Linked DNA regions of Homo sapiens: region 2 is linked to region 1. Evidence: read pairs that join two places in POLR2A ChIA-PET (ENCODE). Cell type or tissue: PC-3. All regions are shown on one strand. Each heading gives the region's core, and the rest is flanking DNA. Links, peaks and the distances in the headings are about the cores only. Region 1 overlaps SLC22A23 (solute carrier family 22 member 23). Region 2 overlaps SLC22A23 (solute carrier family 22 member 23).

The links. ChIA-PET counts read pairs that join two places held together with the same protein. Peaks named below come from ENCODE experiments on the same cell type or tissue, not always from the same donor. Only the 100,000 strongest peaks of a DNase experiment are listed, where the experiment ranks them.
Region 2: POLR2A ChIA-PET joins it to region 1 with 13 read pairs; 3 of 35 experiments call an interaction of 5 or more read pairs at or near these places.

The regions. Positions count from the first base shown.
Region 1 is chr6:3,291,273-3,306,573 of GRCh38, forward strand. SLC22A23 (solute carrier family 22 member 23) reads right to left here. Exons shown (of 10, transcript NM_015482.2): 5 at 6,819-6,946. Among named protein-coding and RNA genes, the nearest start is that of PSMG4, 40 kb to the left of the region's middle. RefSeq lists an enhancer at 5,433-5,933. In PC-3, for the core only: a CTCF peak has its summit at 4,524; a DNase peak (open chromatin) is centred at 5,919; H3K27ac peaks cover 1,676 bases.
Region 2 is chr6:3,434,174-3,449,474 of GRCh38, forward strand. All of the region lies in intron 1 of SLC22A23 (solute carrier family 22 member 23), which reads right to left. Among named protein-coding and RNA genes, the nearest start is that of SLC22A23, 15 kb to the right of the region's middle. RefSeq lists enhancers at 12,008-12,555, 12,556-13,102. In PC-3, for the core only: no CTCF peak of the experiment used is centred there; DNase peaks (open chromatin) are centred at 4,278 and 8,738; H3K27ac peaks cover 1,647 bases.

The DNA.
Region 1 (15,301 bases), core at 2,827-10,826:
CCTCCTCTTCCACCTCCTTCCTGCCATCCAGCGGTAGGAGGGTCACAAAGCTCTTTCATTATAGTTTGAAGAAAAAATGTGTTGCTAAACCGTAGGGATTTGAATAAAGCAATGATGTTTTTATTCAAACATTGTTTTTGAACTGAGTGTCACCAGCCAGGGCACAGAAGGGAGAAGGAGAAACCTTTCACTTGTCTGAGGGAGCTCATGTCTACTGAGTTTCCAGAACTTTCTCCCTTGCCATACTTGGGTGCAAAGATTGAGGTCTGTGTGTAAGCCCACAGGGCCGGCGTTTCAGCTGCTGGTCCACGGACCCTCTCAGCTCCCAAGGTCCATTATTTTTCCTCAGCAAAAATGGGCTACTTTGACTACAGGCACAGTTTCTCCATGGTTAAAATAACTAATTTTATAAAGAGCTTGAAAATATCATGGTTAACAGAAAACCTTGGATCCAATGATCTGAATATCTTTGCTATTATAGAACTCATCAGAAACCAACTGTAATAGCTACGTTTTCTCACCATGGAAGACTTCCGAGAAGAAAATTTCAATGTCCATTAGCAAGTCCATATAAGTTTAAAGTTTTAAAAAGTATATACCCCAAACTGAACTCCTGATATGTTATTGTTTACTAAGTATGATGTTAAAGAAGCAATAACAACTGCATTATGACCTGAGCTTTTTAAATAAAATTAAACCTAGAACCCAGTCTAAAAAATTGACTGTAGTCTGCAGAGGTAACTGAATTCTTCTAAGTGGAATTAGATTAACCTTTCCAGGGCTATTGATATGTTTTCAGGAAGCACATGAAGCGCTTCCTCCCATGTCTGGCAGAGTCACTGTCCAATGACTTTGTGCTTATCTTACTACCAGTTACTCACATCACCAGCCTGTCAACAACAGCATGAAGCTTCCGCAGCATTATATCTGTTCTTCTGGGCCTCAAATCCTCGAGTGCTTCTGGAGGCCGTGCCGAGTTCTCCCATCCGGCCCTCAAGGCAGCGCTCTATGTTATAGGACACTTCAGATGGTTCTAACACCCTCAATGGTAGCTGAATCCAAGAGGCCTTTTTGTCTGTCCAGGTATCAGATGGACATCTAGAGACTTCTCTAAACTCCTCACACATGGAAATGAATGGGCAACAGGGAGCCCGGCCAGGTTGTGGGACACTGGCATCTAGGATTTGCTGCTGCGAGCACCCAGCTCCCATGCTCTCCTCGAGACAGAGGAGGAGGAGGACACATCAGCCTGCTTGACTTAGAGCCATCAGAAAATTTTCCAACCAAAACCCACGTCGAGCCGACTGAATTTTGATGAGCCAGGTATGTCCAAGGCCATCCTGCAGCCCCTGTGCCTCCACATTTTCACGGATCCCCGTGTGGTCGGGGCTGAGGTCTGGGTGCTGTGAGGGGCCCGATGAGCCTGGGCAGGAACCCAGCTTCTGCACTTCCGGCAAAGCTACGCTCTCCTTGGAAAAGCTACGCTGTCCTTGCTCTGAGCCCAGCTGCTCGTCTGTGAAGTAGGATGAAGCGCTGCCTTGAGGGCCGGATGGGAGAACTCGGCGCGGCCTCTGGGAGCACTCGGGGAGCACGTGTCTTCCCGCCCCGTGCTCAGTGAGCCCAACATCTCCCAGCTTCTCTTCACCAACAGAGGGAGGGAAAGGAGGCCCTGATGACCCTGCTGACCCGCTGGGAGGAGGGCACGGCCTCTCCACATTTGGCCATCTGGTGTGAGAGGTAAACCAGGCCTCCGAGGACAGCAGAGGACGCAGTGGCCACTCGCCCAAGACCAGGCTCAGGAGGAGCAGGGAAAACACACGCAGAGGAGAATTGGAATTGGCTTGCGTGGGGGTATGAGATAAACCGGCTTTGTTGTCATCCTAGTGGACGATGCTAGTGCGTTAGGGGTGAAATTGGAAAAACATCAGTTATAGAGACGGAAAGCAAGAAAAGAAAAAGGAGGAGGACAAGGAGCAGGAGGAGGAGAAAGAGAATGAAAGGGAAGAAGGGATGCTGCCATCTCTGCCACATGAGTCATTAAAAAAGCACACCAAACGCTCCAAGGAGGCAGCCCTGAGCCCCACACCCGTGTTGGGAAGTAGAAAAAGCACCTGCTGCCTCTTCCCCACAGCCCCTCACCCCTCCGGGACGGATTTAGAATGGGGCCACTCGGCCACTCGAATAAATGTGCTTGAAAGCAAGTGGAAGATAAGCGTCCACAGGAGTCTTATCACGAAGTCACCTCAGACAGCACAATCTTCAATGTCTAGCCAAGCTTTCAACAACTGACCGGGCACTGCCGACCTCTGTCATCTCTGTCCTCGTCTGCCCAGACACAGGCTCCACCTAACCTGAGCCCTCTGAGTGAGCCGTGGCGGTCGCCTGTGGAGTGAGGGCCCTGTGCAGCCTGCCTGGGGTCATACCTTGCTTTCATCACTTACAGGTGGTGTGACTTGGGCAAGGTACCTAGCGTGGAACGTGGAGGTGGCCTGACATATCCACCCTCTCGTCATCTTAGGATCTGAACAGATTGTTAAGGCAGAGTGAGGCAGGCCAGGACAAAACCCAAGCTCTGTCATTGCTAGGGGTAGTAGGGAGCCCCACATGGGGCTAAGATGGGGGCGCTCGGATCACACAGACTCAGCCGTGCATCCTGGCAATGCTGGGCAGGTTGGCTTCTCCGGGGTGAGGTGTGGGGCTGCCCGGAGAGGACTGATGCTGAGGACGGAGGATGCCTGCACCCTGCACGTGGCTCCCCACAAGGAAGAAGACAGGAGTGCATTTGCCGTCCTTCCCCTGGGGCTAGCCTGACACTGAGAGGTATCATGGAGTTACTGCTCCCCACTGCTCAGCCTCTTTGGGCCCGTTCTGTTCCTGTAAAGTAGGGAGAATGGCTCCTCTCCCTCATGAAGCTCAGATGCAGATGAGATACATATGAAGCGCTTCCTCCGATGCCTGGCAGTCACTGTCCAGTGACTTTTTGCTTATCTTACTACCATTTGAGCATTCGACATTCTACATTGAGTTACATTACTACCATTTGAGATTCTACAAAATCTGAAGCCTGAAATGCTCTAAAATTGAGAATCTTTTGAGCACCCACATGATTCTCAAAGGAAATGCTCACTGGAGCATTCAGATTTGGGATTTTTGGATTTGGAAAGCTCAACCAGTAAGTATCATACAAATATCCCCAAATCCCAAAACATCCAATCCCCAAAACACTTCTGGTCCCGAGCATTCTGGATAAGGGATGCTCAGCCTGTGAAACTGAAGGCACAGTGCCGTGTGTGGCACTCATCCCGGGTCTCGTTTTTGCATTAGGCTGCTGGCCACACGGCCACATTGGGAACCAGCGGGCCTTCTACTCCTGCTTTAAACGCTCAAAACCTCAGGAACTAATGACACAGGAGTGCTCTCAGCAGTTGGGCACGTTATGTGATATGAAGGTTGCAGGACTGACATTGAGAGAATGATGCTCAGGAACACACCCACATATCTAAACTCAGCTGCACAGGCCAGTAAGAACTTCACACTTGCTAGGAGATAAACCAAGGACAGCTTTAAAAGAGAAAAGGAAATAAGAAATTTGAGAACATCAGGTTTTCCCCCGGCATAAGTCCAAGGTTAGGATGTACTGATGGGGCAGTGAGCAGCCCCACTGGACCCCTACACGTACCTCCAGCCAGGCCCGAGACGCTTACTTACCCAGTGGCAATGCAACCGCAATCCTAACCCTTCCTTCCTATAGGAGTCCTGGGTTCGTTTAGCCCATAAATATTCATGGCACACCTGCTACGCGTCGCGTCAGGCCTTCGGCTGGGCTGCTGCTGGGGGCACAGAAGTGTCTGGCTCTACAGACGGGCCCTGCCTTGCCTGGCCTTGCCGCTCTGCAGGGGTGACAGGCAGTAATAAGGAACCCTGCAATTACTCGTCGTAGCTGGGATGAGGGGAAGCGGGGAGAAGTGCTGAAGTTGTAACAGTGAATAACTGGGGGCTGACTTGGTCTCTGAGGAGCTGGGCAAGGCAAGAGTGGGGAGCTGAGAGGACAGGGAGTGTGCACCGGGAGGGACCTGTGGAGAGGGAGACGGTGGTGTGTCCTGGGAGCCAAACGAAGGCCAGGGTGTGAGGTGGTGGGAGGCAGAGATCAGAGCCTCTGCAGTGGCCTGGAGGACCTGGGGTCTACCCGAAAGGCACTGGGAGGCACTGGAGAGGCTTGAAGCCGGTGGTGATGTGATCAGATCATGTGTGACCTGGTGGCAGGGAGGATGGAACAAAGCTGGGAGCCCAGCCAGCCGGCCAGGGCGCGAGAGGGTGACAGACACGAGGCTCGGAGCAGGTGTTGGCTGTGGGATTAGATGGGGTGATGGGAGGAAGATTCCATGCAGAAAACTGAGCCTGGGCAGAGGAAGCTGGAAGTGGGAGATGTAGCAACTGAAAGACACGCTGCCTTCCCCCACACTCAGCAGCCCTGCCAATCGTGCTGCCATCAACACATCTGACAGCTGGGGGTGGAAGAGAGCAGAGTCCACTGTGAAGGGCTGCGGGGCAGAGCCACCACCTGAGGACCGCTCCCCAAGGAGGTGAAGCCTCTATCCTCTTTGTTAAGTCACATGTCACCAACTGCCTCTCACCCAGCCTCCTGCCTGGGACTCTGGAAAGGAAATAAGCACCAGCAAAACTCATAAGCAAAGAAATAAATTTTTAAAAAGGATCTAATACCACTTTCCAAATATAGGAGGGAAATGAATCAGTGTAATTAGGATTTGAGAAAACAAGCTATTCCCAGACAATATTTTAACGTGAAAGAAGCAGAGTGTGATGACTTAATTAGGGAAATGCCACAAACAAATTGTACTGTAAGCCTAAGAGCATTAACCTGCTAACGAGTGAGGTCTGGGGAAATCTGGGAAAGCCATCTGGACCGTCCAAAACGAGCAAGCATGGCCCCGCTGGAGAAACCTGGATTGAGTACTCACTACTCAGCGCAGGGAAGTTTGTATCTATCCAGAGCTCTCCCTCATGTTAGAGCAGCGTGGCAAAGCCACCCCTGCTGGACTTTGCACCCCTGCTGGACAAGTCCTCGCTCAACTTCTTAGCAGCTGTGTGACCTCTGGAAGCTGCTTAGCCTCTCTGTGCTCCCGTTTCCTCATCGGCAAACGGGGCTAATTATAGTGCCTCTCTCATAGGCTGTCATGGAGAAATAATACACGTGAAGCACTTGGGGGCTAAATATTAAATATGAATTAATATTTGCAAATCACTTAGAAAAGGAGCTGAAATGTGAGTGCCATGTGAGTGTCATCGTGTTTCTCGTCACTGTCCCTGGATAAAAAGGGACCACAGATGCACCAGCACTCAGCACCCTTCATGTCAACCAGACCTGGCTCATGTCCTTCTTCTGTCCAGCGAAGCAAAAGCTTCAGGCGTCCCTGGGTAGGCCCCACCCCACCCAGCACGTGGTCCAGCCTGGGTGACCTGACTCTCACGGCCCTGCACAAGTTGAGGCAGAGGGTGACATCCTGGCTGAGCTACGGCAGCACCAAGGAGCTTCTAGTGACCTAGTGTCCCCGATCTTCTGAACTGGGAGTCTAACGAGAGGCCTGTCCAGGTACCAAGGGCTTCTCTGATTTGGGGTTCCCGTGCATCCCTTCCCATCGTAAATGGATACCTGCAGGGCACATTCTCCCACCTCACTCAGGCCCCTGCACCTGTGCCCCTGGAGCAAAGCTTCCGCAGCCACTCTGACTGTAGTCCCTCCCTGCCACCCTCTATCCCACAGCCCTGCTGTTTCATCCCTCCTGACGTATGCACGTGTAACTTCCCTGTCTGTGTGCCCCACCTGCCTGCAAGTTACGTGAGAGCAAGGCTTTGCCTGTGTCTTCTCTGCTCTAGAATAGCGCCTGAAACACAGCAGGCATCTAGTAAACACGTGTTGGTTTACTGAATGAATCATGATCACAAGCATTTCTGGTCAGGGGGGAAAATGAGCATATTCTCTCTTGGACGATGGCCTGGAGGTTATTTTCCCAGGGAATTTTATAGCAACAATTTATCCCAGGTCTTCAGTGAGGGCAGTGAGTCAGAGCTTGGGCCGAGACCACCAGTGATCTTCAAACGGAAATCTGTATACCACTTGCATCAGAATCTCTTCTAGTGCTTATTAGAAATGCAAGTTCTCAGGGCTTATCCCAAATCTAACAGGTCAGGATCTCCAGGTGCCAGGGAGAGGCCCAGGAATCTGGATTTTAACAACCTCCTGGTGATACGTGGATCCCCAGGTTGAGAACCCCCACCTAGCTGTGGTAACGCTCCTGACACGCAGGAATTCTATGGATCTGAACGACTATCCAAAAACACTTCACCTTTCCTGTCTTCAGCTGCCCAACAAATAGGTCATGGCCAGGTAAAGACAATGGTGGCTCTCTGAAGGTCATGCTCAGGAAAGCTGAGGTCACAGGGGCCATCTACACCCTGAGCCAGCGCTCTGGCAGTGTTTAGACCTGGCAGGCAGGTAGGCTATGGGCCAGACAGCCAGATATTCCCTTGAGCAGTGTATATTGGGCTCATGGCTCGCTTCTGCATTTAGACAGGAGATGAGCAGATCCAGAGTGTGCTGGACTTGATCATGAAAGAAACCAACACCTAGAAAATGGAGAGAATGTCAAGGTTGCCACATTGCCCTTGTGCAGGCCAAAAGGTCACAGGAGAATTGCACAGCTGGTTAAAACAGCTGTTTGTGCAACAAAACCAGCCCAGGTGTCAGGGACCTGCCCCGTGGAGCCTCTCTGAGCCCTGCCAGCCCGCGGTGTGCTCACCTGGTATCACACCCTTGATGTCGCCCTCAGGGTTCATGCGATTCTTCTGTGTGAAGTGGAGGATCAGCCTCTTTGCAGACTCAAACTGCTGGGTGGCCATTAGCCACCGGAGGGACTCGGGGAATATCCTTTAAAGACACAAAGGGGATCAGTGAATGTCTTCCGATTCTGCACGGCACCGGGAAGTGTGGCTTAGGTGTGGCCCGGGAGCTTCCCAGGCAGGTGGCGGTCAGTCTCCAGACACGCATCAGCCCAATCAGGGGAGATAAAACTGTGGGCACTGAAACGTTCCCAGTTTTCTTTTCCAAAGAGTAAAAATCAAGACCTTAAAAATGCTTAACAAAAGTTAACCACATGTTCTCACCCACGTATGGAAGCTTAAAAAAAAAGTGATCTCATAGAAGTAAAAAGAAGAACAGAGGATACTAGAGGCTGGGAAGGGTGGGGGGAAACTGGGGATAGGGAGAGGTTGGTTGAAGGATACAAAATTATAGCTAGGTAGGAGGAACAAGTTCTAATGTTCTACGCCACTGTAGGATGACCATAGCTACTAATAATATACAGTTTCACATAGCTAGGAGGAGGATGTTAAATGTTCCCGGCCGGGCGCGGTGGCTCACGCCTGTAATCCCAGCACTTTGGGAGGCCGAGGCGGGTGGATCATGAGGTCAGGAGATCGAGACCATCCTGGCTAACAAGGTGAAACCCCGTCTCTACTAAAAATACAAAAAATTAGCCGGGCGCAGTGGCGGGCGCCTGTAGTCCCAGCTACTCGGGAGGCTGAGGCAGGAGAATGGTGTGAACCCGGGAAGCGGAGCTTGCAGTGAGCCGAGATTGCGCCACTGCAGTCCGCAGTCCGGCCTGGGCGACAGAGCGAGACTCCGTCTCAAAAAAAAAAAAAAAAAATGTTCCCAACACACAAAAAAGTGATATTTGCGATGATGGGCATGCTAATTACCCTGATCTGATCATTTTACATTCTATGTACTGCACCATCACTGTGTACCCCATAAATATGTACGATTACTATGTGTCAATTACAAAAATAAAAAAATAATTTAACAAATGTAACAGAGTAGCGGATATGAACAACATTCTACCAGCTGTGTCAAGAAATCAGTGTATACCTTTCAAAGTAACCATAGATTTCTAAAGCATGGAGAAACAATTCACGGAAGCCTGCTGATTTTGTTGTATTTTGTCACAATAAATAGTAATAGAATGATTTTACGTTTAAAAAATTACTTCCAAATATGACCAACCTGCAGTTATTTTCAGTTTCGGAACCTGAAGGCTCACTGTCCCGGGGTTTCCTTCAGAGCTATTTCCACGTTACTGCTAACCGCCTGTCACTGTCCCTCAGACGATGCCACAACGCAGTGGTTTTCGAGTTTTACCAAAGCGACAGAATCTTTTTCTTTTTTTAAAAGATGGAATCTTGTGAGGAGCCCCAATACAAAAAAACTAGTGTTTTATTATCAATTAATTTTATAAATTTACATTTATGACAATATTTACAAGCTGCTCAAAGAGAACACCGTGACTGCGCAGAGCAGGAGTTGGCACGCTATCTCTGCAAAAGTCCAAGTCATCAATATTTTAGACTTTGAGGGTGAAATGGTCTCTCCTCATCTTGGCCTTGTGGCCTGAGTGTGGATGTATGGGAGTGGGTGTGGCTATGGGCTAATAATACTTTATTGCAAAACAGGCAGCTGACCCTTGACTGTTTGGGAGAGACAAAAAGTAGAAATCAAAGCTCAAGATGACAGTCCTAGCTTCTTGTAGCCCTCAGTGTTCTAGTTATCACTCCACTTTATTTTAGTTAAATTGTATCAGGAAAGTCACGACTGATGCTGGTAAGAAGTTATTGTAAGTACCGAACACCTGCTTTGCAAGCTCAGGATAGACTTTTTTTTTTTTTTTTTTTTTTTTTTTTTTGAGATGGAGTCTTGCTCTGTCACCCAGGCTGGAGTGCAGTGGTGTGATCTCAGCTCACTGCAACCTCCACCTGCTGGGTTCAAGCGATTCTCCTGCCTCAGCCTCCCTAGTAGCTGGGATTACAGGAATGTACCACCATGCTTGGCTAATTTTTGTATTTTTAGTACAGATGGGGTTTCACCATGTTGGTCAGGCTGGTCTCGAACGCCTGACCTCGTGATCCGCCTGCCTCGGCCTCCCAAAATGCTGGGATTACAGGCATGAGCCACCGTGCCCGGACTCAGGAGAGTTTTAAAATGAATCTAGCAGCTAGAAAAAGTATTAATGGTGTTTCCCTCACCCTGGCCCAAATTCATATGTTGGAAACTAAACCCCAATGTGATAGTATTAAGAGATAGGGCCTTTAGGGGTGATTAAGTCATGAGAACGGGAGGCTGAAGAGAGGTGCCTTGCCCCTTCCCTCATGTGAGGACACAGAAGGCTCCATCTATGAGCAACACACGCTTGCCAGACACAGAATCTGCTGGTGCCTTAATCCTGGACCTCTCAGCCTCCAGAACTGTGAGCAATAAATTTCTGTTGTTTATAAATCATCCAGGGTAAGGTATTTTGTTGTAGCAGCAGGAACAGACTGTGAGAAGCAGAAAATTTTTATTTCAAAGTCACATCACTATCGATATCTAATAATTACTGCCTCCTTCATACCTATTTGAAAAAAGTCCAAATTTCTATTTGCTTGTGACTGTGTTTTACATGATGAAGTTGTTCCCACTGAATTCGGTGGTACCTTTGGGATGGTCTGATCTGAATGATAACTCACTCTGGAAGACTTGGGAGCTTCTTGAAGAGCTAAAAGCTGTCCTGCTGAGCAGGTGTGTGGAATGCAGGAGGGCCGTGTGGAATGGACAGAAGGTCTCTGGTCATCTCACATGGAAGTCCCAAATACATTTGCAGGCACTGATTTTTTTTAAATACTCAAAGTTAATGTTTGTTTTCCTGGCCTCTAGCTATACAAAATTAATTTTGAATAACATAATCCAAGGAAATAGAAACAGATACATGACATTAATATTATATATATTCACATTTTGCTGTATTTTAAAAATCAGATCTTTTCTTTATAATAAAACAACCTAACACAAATGCCACCCCCCATAGTTTAAGTTCTGATCTATAGTATTTCCATCTTTCTGATGCGTTTGGGTTTAGTATCTTTTTCTAATTTCTCAGGATAGACATAGAGGTCATTATTATTAATTTTCTCATAAGTGTACTTAAGACTTCAAAATTCATCTAGATATTATCATTTGAGATACATTTGTGATTTGATTCTAAATATTTTGTGATTTCTATGAGAATTTTTGCTTATCTAAGAAACAATATATGAATATATATAAATACGGTAATATGACAGCGCAAGCGATTTCGCAGGTAGTCTCTACAGTTTTGAAATACGGCATACAACGTGGAAATTTGTGTCCTTTCAAAATAATTAAAATTTATTTATATCAAACGCTTACGGAACTCCATGGCAGGAAATGGATTTTGAAAATCAAGACCATAAATGAAGAACAAGGCCCAGATGACCCAGCAGAGGAGGAGCTGCAGCCCCACCTTCCAACCCCTAGGGCCACGTACCCCAAGGGCCACTGCCCAGGGCTGAGGGCGCAGGTGGTGTGAACGAGCAGGGCAGAGCTTCCACAAGAGGACATAACTTTTTCATTGCCCCAGCAATCTCAAGTCCTGTTCCTTGATTTATCCTCAAGTGTTACCCACAGGGTGGGGAGAACCGCGGAGATGTGCTCACTATACACAGTTTTGAAGCCAGGATAGGAGGTGACAGCCCAGGGAAAATCCAAAATGCGGCATATTTGAGTATGGACATTTGAGTGGTGCCATTTTGCCTTCAAGATAAAGCCCTTGTAAAACGAGTTGGAAGAATTCCTTCTGTTTCGTTTTTTTGGGGAATAGTTTGAAAAAAGTTGGTATTACATTTTTAAAGTTTCAGTAGAATTCAGCAGTGAAGCCCTCTGGTCCTGGACTTTTCTTTTTTGGAAGACTTTTTATGACTGATTCAATCTCATTACTTGTTATTGGTCTGTTCAGCCTTTCTATTTCCTCTTGGCTCAATCATGGTAGGTTGTATGTGTCAGGAATTTATCCATTTCCTTTAGGTTTTTGAATTTATTGGCATATAGGTATTCATAGTAGTCTCTGATGATTCTTTGTATTTCTGTGGCATCTGTTGTGATGTCTTTTTTTGTTTCTGATTTTATTTATTTGGGTCTTCTCTGTCTTTTTCTTAGTCTACCTAATGGTTTATGAATTTTTAAAATCTTTTCAAAAAACCAACTTTTTGTTTCATTGATCTTCTCTATGGTTTTGTTAGTCTCAATTTCATGTATGATTGCTTTGATCTTTATTATTTCTTTCCTTCTACTACTTTTAAGTTTGGCTTGTTCTTGCTTTTCTAGTATCTTGAAATACATCATTGGGTTGTTTATATGAAATCGCTCTAGTTTTTTGATGTAGGCATTTGTTGCTATAAACTTGCCTGTTAATACTGCTTTTGCTGTGTCCCATAGGTTTTAATATATTGTGTTTCTATTTTCATTTGTATGAAGAAATTTTTTAGTTTCCTTCTTAATTTCTTCCTTCACCCATTGGTTGTTCATGAGTATGTTGTTCAATTTCCATGTATTTGTACGTTTTGAATGTTCCTCTTGTTATCTGATTTCTAGTTTTAGTCCATTATGGTCAGATAGGATACTTGGTATGATTTTGATTTTTAAAAATTTTTTGAGACTTGTTTTGTGTTCTACCATACAGCTGATCCTGGAGAAACTAAAACCTTCTGCACAGCAAAGGAAACAATCAACAGACTGAAAAGACAACCTACAGAATGAGAGAAAGTCTTTGCAAACTATTCATCTGACAGGGGATTAACATCTAGAATATATGAGGAACTCAAACACCTCAACAGCAAAAAAAGAAACAACCTGATTTTTAAAATGGACAATAATCTGAATAGACATTTCTTAAAAGACACAAATGGCCAACAAACATATATTAAAAAAAGCTCAACATCACTAATCATCAGAAAACACAAATCAAAACCACAATGAGGTATCAACTCACCTCAGTTAGGATGGCTATTATCAAAAAGACACACACACAAAAATGCTGGCAAGGATGTGGAGAAAGGGAACTCTTATATGATGTTGGTGGGAATGTAAACTAGTACATCAACTATGGAGAACAGTACAGAGGTTCCTCAAAAAACTACAAACAGAATTACCTCATGACCCAGCAATCCCACTACTGGTGTTTATCCAAAGGAAAGGAAAACAGTCAAAGAGACATCTGCATCCTGAGTTTATTGCAGCATTATTTGCAAAAGCTAAGATATGGGATCAACCTAGGTGTCTAACACAGATGACTGGAAAAAGAAAATGTGGTATATATACACAATGGAATACTATTCAGCTGTAAAAAAGAATGAAATCCTGTCATTTGTGGCATCATGGATGGAACTGAAAGACATTATGTTACGAGAAATAAGCCAGGTACAGAAAATTAAGCACTGCATGTTCTCACTCATGTGGAAGCTCAAAAAAAGATGATCTCATAGAAGTGAAAAGTAGAACAGAGGATATTAGAGGCTAGGAAGGGTAGGGGGAAGGGAGAAATAGGGAGAGATTGATTAAAGGATACAAAATTACAAGAGATAGGAGGAATATGTTCTAGTGTTCTGGAGCACTGTAGGATGACTCTAGTTAATAATATATCATATAGTTTCAAATATCGAATGTTCCCAACACAAAGAAATGATAAACGTTTGAGAGAATGGATATGCTGCATGCTATTATGTGACCACTATACATTTAATGTAGCACAACATCACTATGTACCCCATAAATATGTACAATTCTGATGTGTTAATTTAACAAATGCTGTTACAAAGATAAAGCCCTGCATTATGCATACCAGGCAGACATTGGTGCTACTGGAATTCCATCAGTCCAGGCATTGGATCCCAGAGAGGATTCAATTCTGCTGTTCCCCTTTCTTATCTGGGCCCACGGAGCCCTTGCCCTTCAGGAGAAAAGTCTCTCCTTGTCCCAGACTTCAAAGCCACAGGCACAGACCAGAGCCTGAGGCAGGAGGGTGTGTGTGCAGCCCAGTGGTGCAAGGGCAGACAGGGCTCTGAGACTCTGCCTGCTCCTCAGTGATCACTCCCTCATCTTTGTCATCCTCCAATTGGGTCTAAAGGCAACACACTTTGGATACCTAAAAACTGACAACAACCAATAAATGTCTTTATGAGAAGTGATGATGAGCAAGTCCCCTTCTAGAGAGTCTCTGAGAATTGCAAAGCTCATAGAAAAGATTTCAAGGATATTACTGTTTACAAAGGCGTGGTGTGACCTTAGGATTTAAGAAGTGGGTATGGGCCTCTTTGGGAGCCCAAGCTTTCGATGGGTCTCCAAATTGTTTTTTTCTAATACATACTGAGCATTGTCACTACAAATCCATCTGAAATGGATTTGTCACTACTCACTCAAATCCACTGAGCGAGTTGGATAGAAGCCCGCATGGCGTGGGTTGTAGTGGGGGCAGTCCCAGGCAGGTGGTCCAGGGGCTGGTCAGGGGAGGCTCTGGAGAGGCCGGGCTCTGCTTGGACCGTCTTGGAAGATGAGCAGCTGCAGGGCAGGCCCTGTATCCCCTCGTACTGCTGGAGGTGTGTGGGGCAGGACCCAGAGGTAAGGCATGGGGTTGTGGGACGGTGCATTTGTTGTGTTCAGAGAGCTGCAAGCTGATAAACCCGAATGCTGGGAATGAGGTGAGAAGACGCAGGGAGAGGAGAGGGATGCAGGGCCCAGGGAGTGGAAGATCCTGAGTGTTATGGGCTCTGATGAGCAGCAGCCACGGGACTGGAGTGAACTGAAGTAAAGACAGCACTCCCCAGGAGATCTGGGCGCGAGACAAGGGACAGGCTCCCCTTAGCTACATGACCATCTCCACTGGGGGGTAGCACTGCTCACCACCTTCCCCATGACGGGATTTACAACCAACAGACACTGTCCCACCAGTGTCCCCCGTGTGTGATGCTTGCAAGTCCATGATATAGTGGCGCTATAATTAACCCCATCTTACAGATAGCAAAATTCAGGCCAAGAGAGTTCAAGTACATTGCCCAGGATTACACAGCTATTTAATGGCAGAGCTGGGATCTGAACCCAGGCAGTCTGATGAGATAGCCCACACCCTTAACCTCTGTGGACACAGCACAGCAGCAAACCCATATTGCCTGGACGGCACTCCGGTGACTGAAGTTGGGAAGCAGTGTTCCAGAGATGCTTCCTCAGGCATTGCGGAATGCCACAAGCCCAAAGGGTATGTGTAGGGAATACTTAAGTTTTATGACGCGCTCCGTGAATTTAAATTTGCTGCAAAATCATGAAGAATTCGTTGGCCTGTCAGCCTCTGAACAAGCCCAGAGATGGTTGTTTTAGTTTGGATAATGTGCAGCGTGGCCATATTATGGGAACTTAATGAAATCTCTGCTGACAAGTACATAACGTAATAACGCCACACAAATTAAAAAGCCAGCCAAGGGCCCAGGACTTGGGAGGAATAGAGCTGAGCCTCAGAGAAATTGATGACTTTCAACAAAAAATCAGGAAGCACGGTGGGTAGCTGGAGCTTCATCTGTCTGGTGCATCCTCACATGTAGACGGCCAAAAAGCGACCTTGAGGATGACTTCTGCAACCGTAAAACACAACTAGGCATTAAAACCACAGCAGCTTCCCTGGGAGAAAGCCTTGAAGTTGGCTCTCAGAGTGGCTGTGGCCAGGATGGCAGTGCAAGAGGAGAGGTGCAAACTGGAGGAGTCCCATTATCTTAGTCTGTCTGTGTTGCTATAAAGGAACACTGGAGGCTCTGGAGGCTGGGTCATTTATGAAGAAAAGAGGTTTATTTGGCTCACAGTTCTGCAGGCTATACAGGAAGCATGGCACCAACATCTGCTCTCCTTCTGGTGAGGCCTCAGGAAGCTTTTACTCATGGTGGAGGGCAAGGGGAGCTGGCATGTCACGGGGTGAGAAAAGGGGCAATAGAAGGGGGAGGTGACAGGCTCTTTCAAACAACCAGCCCTTGAATGGCCTAATAGAGAGAGCTCACTCATTACCGTGGGGAGCGTACCAAGCCCAAGGGGTCCACCCCCGTGACCCAAACACCTCCCACCAGGCCCTACCTCCAACACCGGGGGTCACATTTCAACATGTGATTTGGAAGGGACTCATGTGCAAACTCTATCACCCAGGTAAGGGAAAAATAATTTGGTTCATGCAGCAAAGGGCTTGCTTGAAACCACAGATGTGGAACAGGAAGTTTCTAAAGCTGTAAGTATTTAATTCTTTACTATGTGGTGGTACTATCATTATCCCCATTTTACAGATGGGAAAACTCAGGCAAAGAACGTTCAAATACATTGCCCAGGATTACACAGCTATTCAATGGCAGAGCTGGGATTTAAACCCAG
Region 2 (15,301 bases), core at 4,156-12,155, 140 kb after region 1:
GTGGTGGTGCATGCCTGTAATCCCAGCTACCTGGGAGGCTGAGGCAGGAGAATCACTTGAACCCGGGATGCGGAGATTGCAGTGAGCTGAGATCACGCCACTGTACTCCACCCTGGGCGACAGAGCGAAACTCTGTAAATAAATAAATAAATAAATAAAGAGCTGGGTGCGGTGGCTTATGCCTGCAATCCTAGCACTTTGGGAGGGCGGGTGGATCACAAGGTCAGGAGATCGAGACCAGCCTGGCCAACATGGTGAAATCCCATATCTACTAAAAATACAAAAATAAGCGGGGCATGGTGGTACCCGCCTGTAGTCCCAGCTACTCAGGAGGCTGAGGCAGGAGAATCGCTTGAATCTGGGAGGTGGAGGTTGCAGCAAGCAGAGATCGCGCCACTGCACTCCAGCCTGGGCAACAGAGCAAGACTCCATCTCAAAAAAAAAAAAATCTGTGAAATTATTTAAAATGGGTCCAAAGACAGGGCAGAAATATCTGATGGATTGCGAGGAGCATCAATTTTTTGTTCCTCCAACAGCACAAGGTCAGGCAGCAGAACGGAGGAGACGCGAGGGGTGTGGCCAATCCACCAACGGAATAACCGCAATGCCTGGATCAACCTCCAGGAGAGGGGGCATTTGATCGTATCCTCCCTTGTGCTTAGGAAATAGATCTCTAGGCCAAGAACTCAGAAAAGAGATGTGAAAGTTTCCCACAGATGCTATGTCAAGGCCTGAGGTTCTTAGCAGGTGTGCTTATGGGCTGCCTGTCAGTTCCAAACAGGAGTCTGACTGTCACTATATCAAAGGCAAGAAAAACAGCCCCAACCCATCCACACTGCTCCATAGAAACCTGGGCGGAGAACCCAGGCAACAAGGGTGCTGGAAGCGGCTGCTGGGAGTGAAGGACCCATGCTGGAAGTCCCCTACCCAGAGGGGCAGTGTGCAGGGGCTGGGATTCAGGCTGCTGGGGTCCAAATCTCAGCTCCAGCAGGTGGCTTAGCTTAGCTATAAGCCACAGAGAAGCCAACTTCTCAGGGGGCTGTCAGGATTCAGCCACGGCATCTGTAAAACACTCAGCCCAGCCAACCTGCAGCAATGAACTCTTCCTCCCCTCCCTTCCCTCTCCCTTCCTCATCTCTTCCTCCTGTTTCTCCCCACTTCCCCTCTCTTCCACCATCCCTGCTCCCCTTCCCCTCTCCGTCTCCCTTTTCCCCCTTTCCTTTCCCTCCTCCTCCCCTATGATGGGGACCCACACTCCCACCCCTGTTCCCAGCTACCTCTCCTGCAGTGGTGGGACCTGCCCTTCCCTCTAGTACCTGCAGCCTTCTGTCACCACCTGGATTGTGAACACGGCAGCCAACTCCTATGGAAGTTCTGGCAGCTGCCCTCACTTGCACATCTGATTTACAACAGACAGACTGGACGGAAAGCCCACTTACTGCAGAAGTGACATGAGAACACACTCAGCCCATGCTCCAGAGATGCGACTGCCTCCCTTCTCCCTGAAGGGACCCTGGGCAGGTTGAAGTGTGTCCACCCTGCCCCTAACAAGATATGCTGGAATCCAAACCCCAGAACCTCAAAATGTGACCCTGTTTGGAAATAGGGTTTTTACAGAGATGATTAAAGTTAAAGTAAGGTCTCTAGGGCGGGCCCTAATCCAAGGTGACTGGTGTCCTTACAAGGAGAGATGAGGACACAGACACACACAGAGGGAGGACCACGTGGGGACAGAGGGAGAAGACGCCATCTGCAAGCCAAGGAGAGAGAACTCAGGAGAAACTGACCCTGCCCACACCTGGATCTAGGACCTCCAACTTCCAAACCTGTAACAGAATACATTTCTGTGGTATTTGTTACACAGCCCAGCAAGCTAATACAGCGTGAGAATGAAGCCAGGGCAGAGGATGACCTAGAAGAGAACTAGAAAGAACTGGAGATTGCAGCCCGTCCTGTCTCTGGACTTCCAGAAATGTCATCTATACTTTTTTTTTTTGAGACGGAGTCTCAATCTGGAGTGCAATGGTGTGATATCGGCTCACTGCAATCTTTGCCTCCCAGGTTCGATTCTCCTGCCTCAGCCTCCCGGGTAGCTGGGATTACAGGTGCCCGCCACCACGTCCAGCTATTTTTTGTATTCTTAGTAGAGATGGTGTTTCACTATGTTGGTCAGGCTGGTCTCAAACTCCTGACCTCAGGTGACCCGCCCACCTTGGCCTCCCAAAGTGCTGGGATTACAGGCGTAAGCCACTGTGCCCGGGCCCTTCTGTATTTTTTTAAAGCAAGTTTGATGCAGGGTTTTCTGCTACTTGCAGCATCCTGACTGACCCCTCAAGCTTTCAAACTCTTCGCAGTCTTGTGCCATTCTCTCCTCCTAACTGAAATAAGTGTCTTCTCCCGCTCCTTCCCGTTACAGGGCGCACATCCCAGGGATTCCCAACTCTCTCTTCCCTATCTCCATGCACCGTGCACCGCTCTGCCAGGCTATTTTGGCCCCGCCTCTGTCTCCTGGGACCACCTGTTCTCCAAGCACACTCACAGATCCATCCTCCCTGTCTCCTGCAGCTCCCAGCACAGTGCTGTGCACAAAGTATCAGCTCAATAAACATCTGAATGTTAACACACTGCTCAGGACATGCCTGGTGCAGTATTTTCCCCACATAATTTTGAACTATAAGACTAGACCACTGTGTTTGCTATATAGATTCAAACAGATCGCAAAAGAAAGGCTGCTGTGTGTCGTTGCTTCCCCGTACTCAAGGAGAAAATGCCTTCTGAAGACTTAAAAACTTCTTTTCAGTAAGATGATCCATACATCCTCAGTCTGTAAATTGCCTGGTAACCTTCTGCTGTCAAAGGTCATTTCAGCTTCGCAAAAACTGCTGTTAAAAATGAGATTCATCATCAAAGTTGCCGTTGGCTTTCCTCACCACCCTCCCATTGGTCACTTATCTAAGACTCTGCCCCAAAAGAACTATAGTTATAAACGATGAACAACAAGAAGGCAAACGAGAAATGAATTAAACAGTGAAACCATTTGCTTATACTTAAACCACATTATCAGCAAACACATAAAACCAAAAAAAAACCCCAAAACAAAACAAAACCACACACATCAAAATTCCCTCATAGTCTTGACAATATCCACTTTTGACAAGTTGTTTCTTATGGGACTTCCCAGAAAAATATTACAAATAAGTCTTCTTTTAAAATGAAATAATAGGCCAGGCGCGGTGGCTCACGCCTGTAATCCCAGCACTTTGGGAGGCCGAGGTGGGCGGATCATGAGGTCACGAGATGGAGACCACCCTGGCTAACACAGTGAAACCCCGTCTCTACTAAAAACAAAAAAAAATTAAAAAAAAATTAGTCAGGTGTGGTGGCAGGCGCCTGTAGTCCCAGGTACTCGGGAGGCTGAGGCAGGAGAATGGCGTGAACCCAGGAGGCGGAGCTTGCAGAGAGCTGAGATCGTGCCACTGCACTCCAGCCTGGGTGACAGAGCGAGACTCCGTCTCAAAAAATAAATAAATAAATAATAATAATTTTAAAAACCCACTCTGGAACTTACTAGATTTTTTTTTTTTTTTTTTTGAGACAGAGTTTTGCTCTTGTTGCCCAGGCTGGAATGCAGTGGCACCATCTTGGCTCACTGCAACCTCTGCCTCCCAGGTTCAAATGATTCTCCTGCCTCAGCCTCCCAAGTAGCTGGGACTACAGGCATGTGCCACCACACCCAGCTAATTTTTTCGTGAAGATTTTGATGACTCCAGAAAATAGAATTCCAGAAACCGGTAAGCCCCAGACAGGCTCCTGTGGGAACCCATCACCTTCTTGCATTTCACTCCCTCTAGCCAGATGGGCTCCAATCGAACATCTTTGTTGCCTGCTTGAAAGTAGCTCTGAGAGTCAGACATGGGCCCCTGCCAGGACACCCAGCTAAGTCTCCCCTGCCACCACCATTGACAGCCGTGTGCTAGAGGCACCAAGAACATCAAGAACACTCCAAAAGGAAGACAACGCTACCAAGTCCAGGGCCAAGAGAGTGAGACAAGGCAGACAGTGCTGCGATCATGTAAGCAGGACCCATCCTGCTGGGGAAGGGGTCACTCTGGATACCCAAGGGGGCCCCGGCCAGCAGTCCAGCTAATACCTAGCACACTCACTTTCGGAGCCGGCAAAGCCACGAGGTGCCTGCCTTGGCACAGGTAGCAGATGTTTCACTGGGACTAGATGATCCATCAGGCTTGCTGCCTGGGCCCCTGGCGGGAACCAGCCTGATCTATTACTCAGCAAACGTAAACAGTGCTTACGTTCAGCTCCGGCCTCCAGCGCTTGGTGTCTGTGTCCCACGGGAGAGCTCCAGTTTCCTGCTGCTGACAACACTATAAAACCACCGTAATAGGAATTAATTATGGAAAAGGCTAGTTTGAATTAGAGACATTTTGAAAATAAGTACCTTTTACTTCCAAACAAACGTTTCCTTTTCTAGTAATTAACCGTTATTCTAAGTAGAGGTTCAAAGGACCTACTTCAAGGAGTGACTTGGTCATTAGCAACATTCATTCCTGTATAAATATACTATGGCCCTTTTCCCAAACATGCTTTCCTAGGTGGGCTAAACGTGCCTGCTGCCTGCTGAGCTTTGTTTATTCCATAACGAGCTCAGCAAACCCTTTCTTCACAGAGGGCAGGGAACCGTGGCTGCCTTGTGGGAATTCCCAGCAGGATGAAACACCCTCAGCCTGAACACCCATGTGTCCCGTACTGTGGGTTAAAGAGCAGAGGTCCCACTGTCCCACCCCACAGGCTTGGCCATCTGTTGGGTGTGGTCAGGAAATACAATGAGTGTTTTTATTAGTCTAGACCGGGGTTTCTCAAACTTGCCGTATTTGGGGCCGGATCTGACCGGGGTTTCTCAAACTTGCCGTATTTGGGGCCGGATCTGGGGCCGGATCATCCCTTGTGGTGTGGACAGTCCTGTGCCCTGTAGGATGTTTAGCAGTACCCCTGCCTCTACCCACCAGGCGCCAGTAGCACCCTCCCCCCATGCCCCCAAAGGTGTGACAACAACGACAAAAATGTCTCCAGACATTGCCGAATGTTCTCTGGGAGCAAAATCATACCCCGTGGAAAGTGTCCAGAGAACTTCTTTTAAACGATGGATGCTGGGGTCCTACAGGCATTTCTGAAAGTTCCCCAGGGTGACTCTAAGTGCACCGGAGCCACTGCGGCCCTGGACGAAGATGGGCCCGTTCCACGTGAAGAAAAGGCTCTGTGACCTACCTAAAGTTCTGAACAGCAGTGGTTTAAAGACATAATCAACTCCAGAGCCCAGTATGATCCACCCAAGTTTGATTAGTTGCCATTTCAGATAAGCTACATAACTCTTCTTAATCTTCAATAGCTCACTGAAATGTGACTTTAGGTTTGAGCCAACTTACGAATCTGTCCTCTTTTATTCTTGTCATCTTAGAATTAAGCCATCCAACCTCACTCAAATGAGAGCAAAACCCTTTCGCCACCTCCTTACTGGCACCATGCAGGAAGTGTTTACAGAGTACCTGCTAGGCCCAGGGGCTGAGGATATATATTCAGGCCAGGACAGCAGGGGTGGGAAACGGGAAGGGAGGAAGAGGGAGCCAAGAAGGTCTGAAGGAGGCAACAGGATGGAGGGGTGGACTCTGGGCTGAAAGAAGAGCATGGGGGAACACAGCATTGTTTGGGAAATAAACAAATCGGTGGGTGGAGCTCTGGGGTCCCTGTGGGGATGATGGGGATGGAGGCAGGAGAGGCAGGCAGAGACCGTGAAACCTACCACCCAGGCCCAACTTCACCTTAAAGGTCATGGAGAGCCACGGAGGATTTGAAGCAAGGGAGTGATAAAGAGCCACTCAGCTAGGGTCCAAGGACCAAAACACTGGGATTTAGGGAAAAGGCACAGATAAGATCAGGTACCACAAGAGAGGGCCAGTCCAGCAGGTTGGGGAATGCACAGGCCTAGGGCTTCAGGGAACTATCCCGGGTGCAGATACAGATCAGAGCTGCCCTGCTCAGGGTCCATGCTGGAGCTCTGCTGTCATGAGCTGTACTGTCCCCTCAAAGCTCCAGCGTTGAAGCTGTAACCCCCAGGACCTCAGAATGTGACTGTGTTTCAAGAGTGGGCTTTTAAAGAGGGTAGTAAGGTCAAATGCAGCTATTAGGGTGGGTCCTGATCCAATTCGACTGGGGTCCCTATAAGAAGAGGAGATGAGTGGCCGGGTGCGGTGGCTCATGCCTGTAATCCCAGCACTTTGGGAGGCCGAGGCAGGTGGATCATGAGGTCAGGAGTTCGAGACCAGCCTGGCCAAGATGGTGAAACCCCATCTCTACTAAAAAATACAAAAATTAGCTGGGCACGGTGGCGGGCGCCTGTAATCCCAGCTACTCGGGAGGCTGAGGCAGGAGAATAGTTTGAACCCAGGAGGTGGAGGTTGCAGTGAGCTGAGATCACACCACTGCACTCTAGCCTGGGCAACAGAGCAAGACTCCGTCTCAGAAAAAAAAAAAAAAAGAAGAGGAGATGAGGACGCAGACACACACAGAGGGAAGACTGTGTGAGGACACGAAGACAGCCATGTAACAAGCCAAGGAGAGAGGCCTCAGGAGAAACCAATCCTGCTGAACCTTGGTCTTGGACTTCCAGCCTCCAGAACTGTAAGGAAATACATCTCTGCAGTTGAAGCTGCCCGTCTGTGGTATTCTGCAGCCCTAGAAACTCACCCAGGGAGGTCAACTGAAATTCCTGAGCAGTTGTGTGGGGTCCGGCATCAGGCAAGCCTGACAGCCTCTGTAGTGGAGAGACCACATGGTGCTGGGCTGGGGCCTGTAGGAGGCAGGAGCACTGGGCACTGGGCAGAGAAGGTGCTTGGCAGGAGCTCAGACATGTCGAGAGGGAGAGGGCTGTGGCCCCCAGGTAGGACCATGGGGCCTACCACAGTTTTGTGATGGGGGCTCGTTCAGGTGGTTTTCAAGAGGCATTGAGTAACATGGGTGTGTCCTGGAGGTACAGCGCCTCAGGGGCTGGCTTGAGGGGCTGTGGACAGACCCTTTGGGTGGACACGAGCCCTTCTCTCCTGGATCTCTCCCATCAAGTCCTAAAATCTCGTTCTTCCATCATTTCCTTACTTACAAAGTTCAGGAGACTCATTGTCTACTGGGGGAAAAAAATCAAGCTATGCCGAAGGCTGACTCTATGGCTTTGTAGGGGGGCCTTGCAGGGTCAGGACCCATGCCCTCCTCTAGGCCACGTCCTCTCTGCACTCTGCACATGTCCCTTCCCCACCTTCATCAGCTCCTCACAGAAGAGGTCCTCTCTCAATCCTTTCAACTGCTCAAACCCAAGCCCTCCTTGGGGATAGCTCAGATGCCACAGCCCCCTGGGCTTCCCTGCCCACTGACGGAAGCGACTCCTCTGCGCCCCTGCACCTTGTCCTGTTCTTGGGCCAAGGCACCTCACAGTGCACTGCACCTGCCCTCCTGGGATGTGCTCGGTTCACCCCCCACCCTCAGCTCCCATTCCCTGCCCCGCTCATCCTGTGCCGCATGCCAGGGATATTCAATTTCCCAACCGTCTCCGGCTACATGAGGAGCTCCCTTCTCCAGGGCAGACACGATCTTCTACCCATCTGTGACACCAGCCCAGGGCAGATGTTCTGAGAGGAAGACAGGGACACCACGCAAGCAGCTGCAGCACTGCCTCTGAAGGGGAGGGCACGGGAGGGATGGAGGGATTGTCCGGAACTGTCTTCAAGAAGGAGGGCATCACCCAAGTTCCCAGCCGCACATGCACCATAGCCAAGGGGTAGAGGCGACCCAAGTGTCTGCCGATGGGTGAACAAACAAACAGAATGTGGTGCAGGCACACAATGGCGTATTCCTCAGTCTAAGGCAGGCAGGAAACGCTCACACACGCTACCACATGGATGAGCCTTGAAGACATCACGCTGAGCGACATGAGCCAGTCACAAAAGGACAAATGCTCTATTTATATGAGGTACCCGGAGTAAGCAAATTCAAAGAGGCAGAAGGTAGCGTGGGGTTGCCAGAGGAGGGGAATGGGGAGCTGGGGTTTCATGGGGACAGTTTCAGTTTGGGAAGATGGAATTGTTCTGGAGATGGATGATGGTGCCAGCTGCACAACAATGAGGATGCACCTAAAGCCACAGAACTGTACACTGAAAAATGGCTAAAATAGTACATTTTATAATTTATAGTTTTACCACAATTACAAATAAAGACAAGTTTTAAAAAGAGTAGGACAAAGACTATCCGCTTACTGCAGACGCTAAAGTATATCCATCTGAGAACAGTGGAGTTCCTCAACACATAGCAATCAAGGGCGCCCAATTTGTAAAGCATCTTGTAAACACATGCAAAAGGCAGCTTTTCATCTAATCTGGGAGGAAACACTCCATAGTGCAAATTACGATGCTAAGTACATAACCCGTCCATAATACAATATGACCACTGGGATGCTTGTGGCTGTTTTAAGCCAGCATTATCTCCCTTGCACCTATTTTTAAAATGATTCTAAGAAATAAAGCACGACTGTTAGCTAGTTGAATTAAATTACATAAAGGATTGACCCTCCTCCCCACTTTATTTAAAAAAAAAAAACACCTGATAAACACTTAACTAGCATTCCTACGACTTAACATCCTTAACCACACATCTCTGTGACTCAGCTCTTTGGTTCTCTGTTCAGATAAGTAAAGCAACTGTCTCAACTTTGAGAGAGCGGCATTTTCAAATGGAAGACTGCTCCCTGGCTCCTTCATGCCATTGCACACCTTGAGCTAACCAAACATCCCAAACAAAATTGCTCAGGGCTCTGTAAAGCTGTTCCCTGGGAAAAGTAGGCCCTCAAAAAGTGTGTTTTGCTTTTTACCAAAAGAAATCTAGAAAAAGACATGAAGTACAATGGAGGAGAGGCAGAGAAGTTACTGAGAAACAAGGAAGACAGACTGGGAAAGGCTTGGGGAAACCCTTGCCTAGCTCTGCAGTGGTGACAACACACTTTGTCAACAAGGGACTCTGCATTTTTATTTTCCACGGGGACCTGCGAATTATGTAGCTGGCCCTGACTAGAAGAAATGTTTGGAAAGCAGGAGACTGGCCCTGTGTGAAGGCAGGGGTGGGAGTGACAATTGGCAACACTGTGTTGGTGACTGTCCAACGGCTCCTTCCAAGATCCCTGGGTGATCTGGAGCTAATATCTAAGGCCATGTTTAATTATTCCTAGAAGAGAAGCCTCAGGAGGTATGTTCCTGCTAATTCCACACTCAGCTCAAGTAGCCAGCAGGTGAGTTACATCCTGAGTCTCTGGGAGGGAAAAGAATACTTTGTTTAAAGCATTTAGTGGTTAAATCATCAATACTCAATTACCCTCAATTAATTGCCAGAAACATCTGCCTATAACCCCTTCCACCCCAGCTTGAAGAACAGCCGGAACCATATCCTGTCACACCGTTTGAAGGAGTCCCCAGCCCTGCGTAACCTCACTCCCTGCTCCAAAACCTCCTTTCCCTCACCCCAATCCATGCTGGGAATCAGATTTGCACCCAGGAAGCTGGAGTTGGACAGAGAGATGCTGACCTCTGTGTTGGCCGTTGCTTGACCAGGGATCACATGAGCAAAAGCATCAGGCGAAGCCAGTTTGAAGTGGGAACCGAGCTCACTTCTGGAGAATGGGATGAGAAGATATAGCTTCTGAGTGTCCTAAAAGACACTCCCCACCCCACTTTGTGATCTCAGATCCCACCTTCCACCTGCTGCCCTGCATCTTTCCAAGAAATTCCTTTTATATTTTGTTAATGTAATTTAAATTTGTTTTAGTTACTTGTAGCCAAAAGAGACCGAAGAGAGGTCTGACAGGATACAATACCATGCAGATGCCATGGGTGGGCGCGTGCTGGCGGTATCCTCTCACAGCAATGGTTTATTTTAGAGGAATCCACTTCATGCACTCAACAGCCCCTGCCCTTTCCCAGACAAATAGGTCCCTGTCAATCTCTAAATCACTTGTGTGGAGGGAGATCTGCTCATCAATAGTGACACAAAGAACAAAACAACTAAACCCCAGCCTGCAGAAGATTAAGGTTTCTACAATACTGAGGTCAAAGTCCATGGCATCCCATAAAATCTCAGCTGCAAGTGGGAAGGGGCCCCAGCCCTTTCTCCAGTTTTCAACTTGCCCCTACGTTTGCTCTCTGAGCTCTGCTGCTATGAGCTCAAAGTCACCAACAACTCGTCTCTCAAATTCCACTCTCTCTGAGCCATATGTTCACGCAGCACACCCAAGCCAGGCTTTCAAACACATGCAGCTCATCTTCCACTCAATGGCATAAACTCAGATTTCTGGCCTGAGAACTCCAGGAGGCAGTGAAGCGCCAGGCAGAGCCCCACTCTCCCGGCCTTGGCTAACCAGGCCTTGGCTACCCAGGAAGGTCCCCTGGCTTTCTGATCCCGGCCTCTCTCTGAGCCCTGTGGCCCGGTGACCTGTTTTGTTTTCAGGTTGGAACTTAGACACATAAACCCTGTAGAGGGTGCTTTTTGGTGGGGCTCCTCCCATCACCCTGGATGCAGGCTTCCTGTCTGAAGGGCATACCTGGCTCCGAACATCATCGGTTTCTGGGTGAAGGCGGCAGACACCTGGCAGCGCCCAAGGAATAAATCGCCCTTCCAGGTGTGGCCTTCAGCTCCTCCCCCCTCAAAGTGCTTCTCAGACGACTCATCCCGGTCGTCCTCACCCCACCAAGGGGAGGAAGGAAGGCACCTGAGGCTTCCAGGGTGGGGGCTGTTTGCCAGGTACGTGGGGGTGGGGCACGCTTCCCAGTGTTCTGCGTCTGTCCTCACAATGGCCCTCAAGGTCAGGCAGCACTGACCGCATTCTACCATTGAGGAAACAGGTGCAGTAATGCTCTGGGAGAGAGACCCATGACAAGTGGCAGAGTTGGGGCTGCAAGCCAGGCCTGCCACTCTTGCCCCCCTTTATTTTTTTTTTTTGAGACAGAGTCTCACTGTGTCCCCCAGGCTGGAGTGCAATGGCGCCATCTTGGCTCACTGCAACTTCCGCCTCCCAGGTTCAAGCAATTGTCCTGCCTCAGCCTCCTGAGTAGCTGGGATTACAGGCACGCACCACCATACCCAGCTAATTTTTGTATTTTTAGTAGAGACCAGGGTTTCACCATGTTGGCCAGCTGGTCTCAAAACTCCTGACCTCAGGGGATCCACCTGCCTCGGCCTCCCGAAGTGCTGGGATTACAGGCATGAGCCACTGTGCCCGGCCACTCTTGCCCTTTTCATGACATCAAGTTCAGATGAGTTCAGACATTTATGGTGTTAACCTCATAAAGTCAAAGAGCTTCAGGAGGGGAGAGAGACGGGCATCCTTCCAACCAGGGTCCAGTGAGGGCTTGGATAAGGGGACAGCTGGTTGCCGTCCTTCAGATGGAGACTGAGCTGACCTGAGGGATGAGCAGGAACCAAGGGGCTGAAGGAAGGAGGGAAGGGGCTCGAGCAAGTGGAATAGCATGAGCAAGGCACAAGGCAGTGAGAGAGACCGGGCTGGGAACTATTAATATATACAAGATGCCCCCTACAACAAGGAGGGGTGGCAGGGGAGGAGAGGAAAGACATGTGGGGCTCAGGGCTGAGGGCACCCTTGATGGGTGCTGCAGTGATGGGGAGCCATGGAAGGCTTCAAGCAGGGAAGTGATGTGGGCAGGTTTCCATCTTATTTTCTGTCTCTCGGGCCTGTGGTGTTAAAAGCAGCAAGACAAGATGGGGGCCTGGCTAGCCGGGACTAAGAAGACAGAGAGTAGAGAAATCTGCCCAGAGAGGTGTTCTGCGGAAGTCCACCCATGCAAAGCCACAGCTGAACTGTCCAGAAACCCAAACATACAGCAACCACCATTCTCAAGCACAACGGGAGGGTCACCTCTGAAAGGCCAGCGCCAGGGAGAAGTCACAAAGGGTGGGAGCCCCTGCCAGCCCTTCCCAGCCCCTCTCCCATGGTAAGGGCCACTCTGGGGCAGAGGATAAGGAGAACTGAATTCAAACCCTAATAGGTTGGTGGCTTTGGACAAGCCAATGGCCCTCCAGCTCAGCCTTCTCATCTAAACTGAAGGCTTGGACTAGATAATCATATTAAACATGGCCACGCCCAGGACAATCTTTTACCTAGACTAAGCAATTAGCAAAGGCAAAGCCAGCTGAATTTGAAGGCAAATTCTAGCCCCATGGTTTCACATATCTGGGTCTTTCAGCTGTGTGGAAACTTAATTAGCATCCTCCCTTGTTGAGTAGGAGGGCCAGAGAAAATGGCAGAACACGCCAAAGGCCCCGAGTTTTCTATCGACAGCCCTGGGAACAGGCTCAGGCCCCCTTGTCTGGCCTCTGAGCTTCCAGTAGGACTTCCCACTATTCATCCCCAGAACCCCTGCGCAGGCCAGCATGTCTGCTTCCCAAACAGGCCCAGTTTCCTCCAGAACCTCTGGTCAGGCTGCCTTTCCCTGTCAAAAGCTCTCCTCCCTCCCCTCTGCCTATGGGTGGCTACAGAGCCCCAAGTCTCCATCGTACGTGCGGTGTTTGGGCCCAGGCCCTCGTCTCACTCCACATGCCCTCCATTGAAGCCCTCCATTCCCAAGGCCTCACCTCAGCTGGCTAAGGGCATCTCCCTGGTATCTCCCGAGAGTGTCTGCCTCCCCGTCAGCCCTGGGGGAGTTATCAGCATCTTCTACAGGCCTCGCTGGCTTTCTCCTGTGCACTCAGCACAGCCTCCCCTCCCCACCACGCGAGATCTCACTGCAGCCAGAGAGGTCTTTTCAAAAATACGAACTCTGACTGCATCATATCCCTTATCCCACTTAATACTCTTTAATGGTTTTCCTTTGCTCTAAAATTAGAGGAAAAGTTCTTAGCACGGTTTATAAGCCATCGCCACCCCCCATTCCCATATCAATTGCTATCAATTCCAGGCCCTACACACCACAGGGCCTTTGCAAGTGCCATTTGCTGTCTCTGGAAAACACACACATCTCTCCTCTTTTGCCTCTCTCTCTACCTCCTACTCAAACCTCAGCTCTCATCTCAGATGTCACTTTCTTACATAGACCAGTCTGTCTAGGTCAGGGTTTTGTTGTTGTTGTTCTAGTCTCTCAATTCCCTTTCTTTCTACACGCTTAACTCACTTTGTAATGAAAAGATTATTACTTGATCAGTTTGGGTGTGCCTTCCCCAGAAGTCTCTAAGCTCTATGGAAGCTGAGCTGTCTACTTTCACATATCATTGTATCCCCAACACATAGCACAATGCTCAGCTCAGAACAGGCACTCAAATCTGTGAAAAGGAGGAGAGAGGAAAGAAACTTTCTTTTTTTTTTTTTTTTTTTGTCTGAGACAGAGTCTTGCTCTGTTGCCCAGGCTGGAGTGCAGTGGTGCAATCTCGGCTCACTGCAAGCTCCGCCTCCCGGGTTCACGCCATTCTCCTGCCTCAGCCTCCCAAGTAGCTGGGACTACAGGTGCCCGCCACCACACCTGGATAATTATTTGTATTTTTAGTAGAGATGGGGTTTCACTGTGTTAGTCAGTATGGTCTCCATCTCCTGACCTCATGATCCACCCACCTCGGCCTCCCAAAGTGCTGGGATTACAGGCATGAGCTACCATGCCTGGCCTCTCTCTCTCTTTTTTTTTTTTTTTTTTTGAGATAGATGGAGTCTCACTCTGTTGCCCAGACTGGAGTGCAATGGCGCAATCTTGGCTCACTGCAACCTCTGCCTCCTGGGTTCAAGCGATTCTCCTGCCTCAGCCTCCTGAGTAGCTGGGATTACAGGCACCCACCACCATGCCCAGCTAATTTTTGTATATTTAGTAGAGGCGGGGTTTCACCATGTCGGTCAGGCTGGTCTTGAACTCCTGACCTCAGGTGATCCACCTCCCTCGGCCTCCCGAAGTGCTGGGATTACAGGCGTGAGCCACCGCGCCCGGCCAAAAAAATTTTTTCAAGTGGTCCAGGGTCACACTCATTAGTGTGATAAATGTTTAACAACCGGCTCTATGAAGAAAAAAAACCCTGATCTCCACTGTTTGCCAATTCCTATGGTGTAAATGCTCCCACCATGGTGAATTTCAAGCTGCCAGCATGACATTACTGAATGTGAAGTTGGATAGACACGTGCAGCAGGCTCAGAGTCAATAGAAGCCAAGCTGGCTCCCACACACCACCAGTTTGTGGCAACCTCAGGACAAAGATTCAGAAAGTCCACCATGTTTTTTTGTTTTTTGTTTTTTGTTTTTTGAGACGGAGCCTGGCTCTGTCCCCCAGACAGTTAGTGCAGTGTTGTGATCTCCGCTCACTGCAAGCTCCGCCTCCCGAGTTCACGCCATTCTCCTGCCTCAGCCTCCCGAGTAGCTGGGACTACAGGCGCCCGCCACCACGCCCTCCTAATTTTTTTGTATGTTTAGTAGAGACGGGGTTTCACCACGTTGGCCAGGATGGTCTTGAACTCCTGACCTCGTGATCCGCCCACCTCGGCCTCCCAAAGTGCTGGGATTACAGGCGTGAGCAACCGCGCCCAGCCCCCACCATGTTTTTAAATGACACCAACTTTCGACTCAATCCTATCTTGGACTAAAGGCCAAAGTAAAGGCACCTGCAGAAAATGTTGCTACAGAGAGGCAGAGGGAGACGGAGAGGGAGAGGGAGAGATCTGCAGATGGTTCAGAACAGGAAGATGAAGAAGGAAAGGGAGACCTGTGACCTGGGAAGACAGCTATCTCCCAAACGGAGGTGGAAAGGCTGCTTAACAGCTGGCTAGCCTCTAATCCTTACATTAATAAGGGCCACTGCCAAACTAAATGTTTAGGACGTTGTTACAAGCAAGTCAACGTCTGCATGAAATGCTGGTTATATCCTCTGACCTTTCTAGCAATTTATCCTAATAGCTCAGAAAAGCAAAACAGGTATCTCCAACCCCAAAATAAAGAAGTTATAAGATCATAAAAATGTTAGAAGAAAACATAGGATTTCCCCCCAGTCTTCCAGGAATCTTCCAAGCCTTAAAGCTAACATAAGAAATCATAAAAAAGAAGATTAATTCATACAACTCTAACCAAACCATACGTTTCTACATAACAAAAATATCATGTACAAAATTTAAAAAACCAAACAGCAAACTCGAGGAAAATGGTTACAAGTCATCCAGAAGGGTTAATTTACATCATACATAAAGTGTACCTATAAATACATAAGAAAATAATGC